Regions from separate parts of the Homo sapiens genome. Here region 1 is linked to region 2. A link is an interaction called in ENCODE POLR2A ChIA-PET data of the cell type or tissue named here. Cell type or tissue: Caco-2. All regions are shown on one strand. Links, peaks and the distances in the headings refer to the core of each region. The heading gives the core; the rest is flanking DNA.

Evidence for each region. Peaks named below come from ENCODE experiments on the same cell type or tissue, not always from the same donor. Only the 100,000 strongest peaks of a DNase experiment are listed, where the experiment ranks them.
Region 1: POLR2A ChIA-PET joins it to region 2 with 9 read pairs; 1 of 35 experiments calls an interaction of 5 or more read pairs at or near these places.

The regions. Positions count from the first base shown.
Region 1 is chr20:18,175,260-18,178,173 of GRCh38, reverse strand. The region is part of intron 7 of KAT14 (lysine acetyltransferase 14); the gene reads right to left. Among named protein-coding and RNA genes, the nearest start is that of PET117, 39 kb to the right of the region's middle. In Caco-2, for the core only: no CTCF peak of the experiment used is centred there; a DNase peak (open chromatin) is centred at 1,663.
Region 2 is chr20:19,242,733-19,245,646 of GRCh38, reverse strand. The region is part of intron 1 of SLC24A3 (solute carrier family 24 member 3); the gene reads right to left. It overlaps SLC24A3-AS1 (SLC24A3 antisense RNA 1), which reads left to right. Exons shown (of 8, transcript NR_024564.1): 7 at 1,359-1,770. It overlaps LOC124904879 (a long non-coding RNA gene), which reads right to left. Exons shown (of 2, transcript XR_007067552.1): 2 at 2,574-2,914. Among named protein-coding and RNA genes, the nearest start is that of SLC24A3, 32 kb to the right of the region's middle. In Caco-2, for the core only: no CTCF peak of the experiment used is centred there; a DNase peak (open chromatin) is centred at 1,116.

The sequences.
Region 1 (2,914 bases), core at 140-2,639, 1.1 Mb after region 2:
GTTTCCCTTTTAAAATGGAATGCTTTCAATAGCACCCAAGTCACTTTTGTTTTTTGTTTTTTTTTTGAGATAGAGTCTTGCTCTGTTATCCAGGCTGGAGTGCAGTGGTGCGATCTTGGCTCACTACAACCTCTGCCTCCCAGGTTCAAGTGATTCTCCTGCCTCAGCCTCCCTAAAATAAATCTCAGTAGCAGAGAGGTCTTATCAGGGGTTCAATGAGGAAGAGGCCTCTGTTCCCTAGGAAGGTATCCTAACAGACTTGGTAGATTTTATGTGTTTCATTTCAAACCCCAAGAGCTGGACTGGAAATATGTTGTTCTTCAATGACTGCCGCTCCAGGGCTCTCAGTCATGTACTAACAGAACATGTACAATTAGGGCTTTATAGCAAAGAAATCAGATGGAAGATTAAAAGGCACATTTATAAAGTTGTTTGCGAAGGGTTGGATGATGTTTAAAAACTTGTTTTTGTAGAATCAGTTTGCTCTTAACCTAGAAAATAACTTTGTTAAAAGGAAAGAGCAAGATTCCTTCCATTATAATTTGCTTTCATACCTTCCCAAACTGGACACCAAAATTTTCAAAGGCCAACTTTGAATTCTTCCAAGGCTTAAAGTCAGTTTCAAGGTAAAACTGAAAAGTGTGGTATGTAATTTCTAAATACAGCCACTAACAATTCCTCCATCCCTACTAAGCGGCTCCTCGTATCAAAAGGCAGGATAAATTTCCCCACCCACTGAAGCTGGGTGGACCTTGTGAATAGCTCTGACCAATCAGAAAGTAGCAGAAATAACTTTCTGGGACTTTTGAGTCTAGGTCTTAAGACAACTGGTGGCTTGCTTCCACTTTCTCCCTCTTGGAGTCCAGCTAGACCAGTTAATAACTAGAGGCCACAGGGAGATGGACTCTGGAGGAAGAGAGGCTCTCCTGGTCATTCCAATCCCAAACTAGCTCTCAGGTTAATGCAGCACATGAGTGAACCCAGCCTTCAGCCCACTAAGTAAAGAACCCAACAGTGCCCAGTCAATCCACAGAATCAGAAAAAAGATACAGGGATCAAAAGCCACTAAGTTTTGGAGTGGTTTATAATGCAGCAACAGATAACTGTAACACCAGGCACTGAACTACTTACTGCACAGAATACTCTCATTATCTGGTTAATGCCTCAAGGTAAGTTCTGGGAAGCTCCATCAAAGTTATACAGCTCCCTAACTTCTTCCCACTCTAGTGTAAACCACTCCCAATGCTGCCTGGATCAACTGCCTCCCATTGGTCTCTCTGCTCCCACTCTTACACCCATACTATCCACTCTCGACACAGAAGCCAGAGTCTTCTAAAAACATAAATTCACTTCCCTTGATCAAAACTCTGACATGGCTTCCTACCATATGTTCAGAATGCAGTTCAAACTCCTTACTTATGACCTGTAGGATCCTGCAGGATCTGGCCCCTGTCACCCCAGTAGCCTCATTAGCCACCAACCCGTTCCCTCTGCCATCACCAGGTTCCAGCCACATACACCAACCCAACTCCTGCTTCAGGGCCTGCGCCTGGGCCTTCCACACTGACCCTTCATCACCCTGGCTCCTCCTTGTGGACTTAGTTCAAGTGCTGCCTCCTCAGAGAGGCCGTCCTGAACCCCCATAGAGCAGTGCTCCTGCCCGCTACTCCTCCCCACGTTCACTCTGCATGATGTAACATCACTGTCCCCGCGTTCACTCTGCATGATGTAATCTTATTTGCCTGGTGAGCTAGTTAATGTCAGCTCCCTGCTCAAGGATGCCCCCTGCCTAAGGACAGGGACCTACTCTGTCTTAGTTCACAGCAGATCCCCTGCTAGAATAGCGCTTGGCACTTTTTTTTTTTTTTTTTTTGAGACGAAGTCTCACTCTGTTGCCCAAGCTGGAATGCAGAGGTGTCATCTCGGCTCACTGCAACCTCCACCTCCCAGATTCAAGCGATTCTCCTGCCTCAGCCTCCTGAGTAGTGGGACTACAGGCACGCGCCAGCATGCCTGGCTAATTTTTGTATTTTTAGTAGAGACGGGGTTTCATTATGTTGGCCAGGCTGGTCTTGAACTCCTGACATCATGATCTGCCCACCTCAGCCTCCCAAAGTGTGGGGATTACAGGGGTGAGCCACCATACCTGGCTTTTTTTTTTTTTTTTTGAGACAGTCTCACTCAGTTGCCCACGCTGGAGTGCAGTGGCATGATCATGGCTCACTACAGCCTTGACCTCCTAGCTCAAGTGATCCTCTCACCTCAGCCTCCTAAGTAGCACATGTCACCACACCTGGCTAATTTTTGTATTTTTTTTGGTAGAGACGAGGTTTCCTCATGTTGCCCAGGCTGGTCTCAAACTCCTGAGCTCAAGTGATCTGCCTGCCTTGGCCTCCCAAAGTGCTGGGATTACAGGTTTGAGCCATGTTTCGGCTCTCGGTGTATGTTATGTACTTGACTTGCATTTGCTGAATGGTAAAGTGTGGGAAAAAAAAGCATCCCAAGGTCAAATAAGTGAGAAAAAATGTTAAATGAGTTTCTTTATACTTCTAATTCTAAACACAATGGAGAGCTAGGAGGGCTGCTTGGTCCCTTTCCAAGCCCATCTGAGAGATGCTACAGACATGAGAGGGAAGGCAAAACACAAGGCTGGGAGAAAGCCCGGGGAGGCGACAGGTGGCTGGGTACGAGTGAGGCAGCAGAGTAGAGAGGGCAGAAAAAGGCTCTGCCCCACAGATGGGTCAGGGGCTGCTTGGTTAAGCCATCTCCTCCCCCGAGCACTTCTCTGGGAGAGGTAGATCGCTGCCAATCAACTTTGCCAGCCACGTATTGGCTGGAAGGTAACGCCAGAGCAGCACTAGAGCCTTCCTGGGTGAGGGTGGATACCACTCTGGGCAGCCCCTGAGCATCCCAC
Region 2 (2,914 bases), core at 125-2,624:
CTTTTGGTTAGTGTTTGCCTACTACATATTTTTCCATTCTTTTATTTTCAACCATTTGTGCCTTTGTGTTGTGAATGTATTATCTTAGTAATTCTCCATAAATTTTAACACAAACGTTTCATTTAATAAAATTAAATTTCACTCTATATTGACTGTCTTCTTCAAAAATACAGGGACTTAAAATGTCATAATTCTGACCGCCAACTCAAATTGATCACACTTATGTAGTCATTGATTTATACAGTCTGAAATATTTAAAATATCTTTTTATATAAATATTCATGAATATTATTATTTGAAGTTATTTAGAGTTCATTTCTACTGAGAATTTCAGAGAAAATTTCCATTCTTCTTCTAGGAATCCTGCACTGATGACCAGTGTGAACTCCATTACTATAATATGTTAATTTCTTGGCATGAGGTTTCCAGGACCATGAAAGTAGTGTAAAGAACTCCAAACCCACTTGGGGCAGGTCCACGATAAGATATTTTTTAAGAAGACTCCCCCAGCCCCACCTAGAGCCCAGATCAAAAGAGACAAACTTTCTAGCATTTTATTTTGTGAGAAGCGGATTTACCATACAGTCCCCTGTTTATTAATCAAAAGGCTCCTCTTTCATGGCAGGGTCACAGATCCAATTCCCCAACCCACTTTCACCCCCAGCCTTGTCTTCTGTCCTTGTGCAGTCATTAAAACGGACATTTCTTGTTTACTGAGATGGGCAAATGCCACCAGGAGAGATGCAGTAGTGAGTGACAACATGCTCCTTGGGTATTCAGCTTCCTCTTTATTTACAGCTCCAAGGATATCTCTCACCTGCTTCTAAGTTCAGCTCTGCTGTGATATTATCCAGCATTTCCTGTTGTTTTGGATCAGGAGGATTTTCAGGTTATCTTGTCTATTGGACATCACAAAGCAGTCACAATGACCTTTAGAAAAGGCTTACCTGATCCTGTCATTCCCTTCCTGCTTAAGCCCTTCAAAGACTCGCCTCTGCCCTGAGGATAGACACCTGAATTCCTATTTCAACTTCACATTGCCGGCCTGCCGCTGCCTTCTCCCACCTCACCTCGCTCTAGCAACAGGCCTTTCATGCTCAGTCTCTCTGACATGCCATGCCTCCAACCACCCCATAGACTTGCCCAGCGCTGGGACTTTGCCTGGTAAATTCTCCCCTCCACCTCGCCTTGATGTATGTCATGTCTCTTCATTCCTCAGATGCCGTGTCTGGCCCTAGAGGCTAATGTCCAGCTCCCCACTGCATGTTCTCACCACACCTTCTTTCTAGTACTTACTGCAGTTTATGATTAGTTGCTTAACAGTGTGAGTATCTAACGGATGTCTGTCTTCCCAGCAGCCTCTCGGCATTGTAGCCCTACCAGGCACGTCAGCACCTGGTTCACGGTATCTACTCATAAGGCACTAAAGGAATGCTCATTGAATTAAGATGAATGCAGAAGCTATTAGGATGACCCCTTGATGAAGGGATAAAGGCCTGGATTATGGCTTGACAATGGAATGAGAGGAAAGGTCAGATAGGAGAGAGATTGAGAAAAAAGAATTGACAATGCTTGGTAATTGTCAAACAATTGGATGACAGAATACGTTTAAAAGGGAGCTATATTTCACTGGAAGATATTTGATTATCTACATTTCAGCCACTCTGAGTAACGAGTGTAAGAACATTCAGGTGGAAACCTCCAGTGGTCGTGGGGAATACTGGAATCATGCTCAGGAGATGAATGAAGATCATAGTCATCTGAATCAAGGTGGGTGGCTGATTTTCCACATGGGGATTCAGTTCTTGGGGAAGGCTCTGGGGAGAGAGGAGCGTGGTGCCTGGGGCTGCGTCCTCAGAACCAAGGGGAGGAAAGAAGAAGGGGCCAGAGAAAGACACAGGAAGCAGCCCTAGCAGATGAGAAACAGGGACTGTAAGAGGGTTAAGGAAATGAGGGATAGGTTTCCAACAGGAGAGCTGAGTCCACAATGTCAAAGACTGCAGAAAGGTCAAGAAGAACTATTTCCACATTACACCAGAAGAAGCTTTGCAAGTTCAATTCTGCCATGAATTACCTACCCATGTTCTCCTGTACATCTTCTCAGGATAAACTTTAGAAAGACAGACAAGATAGAGGCATCTACCCTGTGGGGTCCTTCTGAACTAGGAAAAATGTTAACTTCCATTAAATCACTCTAGAAGTTCTCAGAGATTCAAAAATAACGCATGAAGAAATTCGCAGTTATTTTGGGGAAGTTATGTTCTGGAATTATCTAGATGTTTCTGAATGTGTCTTATTCCCTCACCTCCTGTAGCCCACCCCGTAACAGTTGTGCTTTGGAAACTTCTGTGTTGTTTGAGCTATTTTATTCTGGTCACAGACTCATTATTCCAATGTTATTCATATCCCCAGTATCTTACAAATAATATACATCAATCTTATAAATCATACTTTCTACTCATTAACATATGTCTCAGGAAATCACCTGGGATAATTTCATTAACTCTTAGAGTTATTTGGAGAGTAAAAGCCCTATCTAAAATTTAATATCATAAAAACAGACATAAAACATCTCAAATAAAAAAGAAACTTTTATTATTGCTTACATATTTTAAAGAGACAGACACTTTCTGAACAAGTTTAATGATAAAAATATTGAACTTTACTAAGAAGAGAAAAGGAAAAAAAATGTGGTTCAACAGGAAATTATGCATTGTTTACAGCACACCTTTCCAGATTATTCTTACTTTTCATTGCATTTGAGCTCTTTTACAACTCTGTAAATTGACAGTGATGCAAAATAATTATCTATACATGCAAATTTTGTCTAGTAGGTTCAATCGACTTCTCTCCCCTACTATGAAAGAAACCAATTTTGCCTCCATTTGCACATTCATTTCAATACTCCTGATCT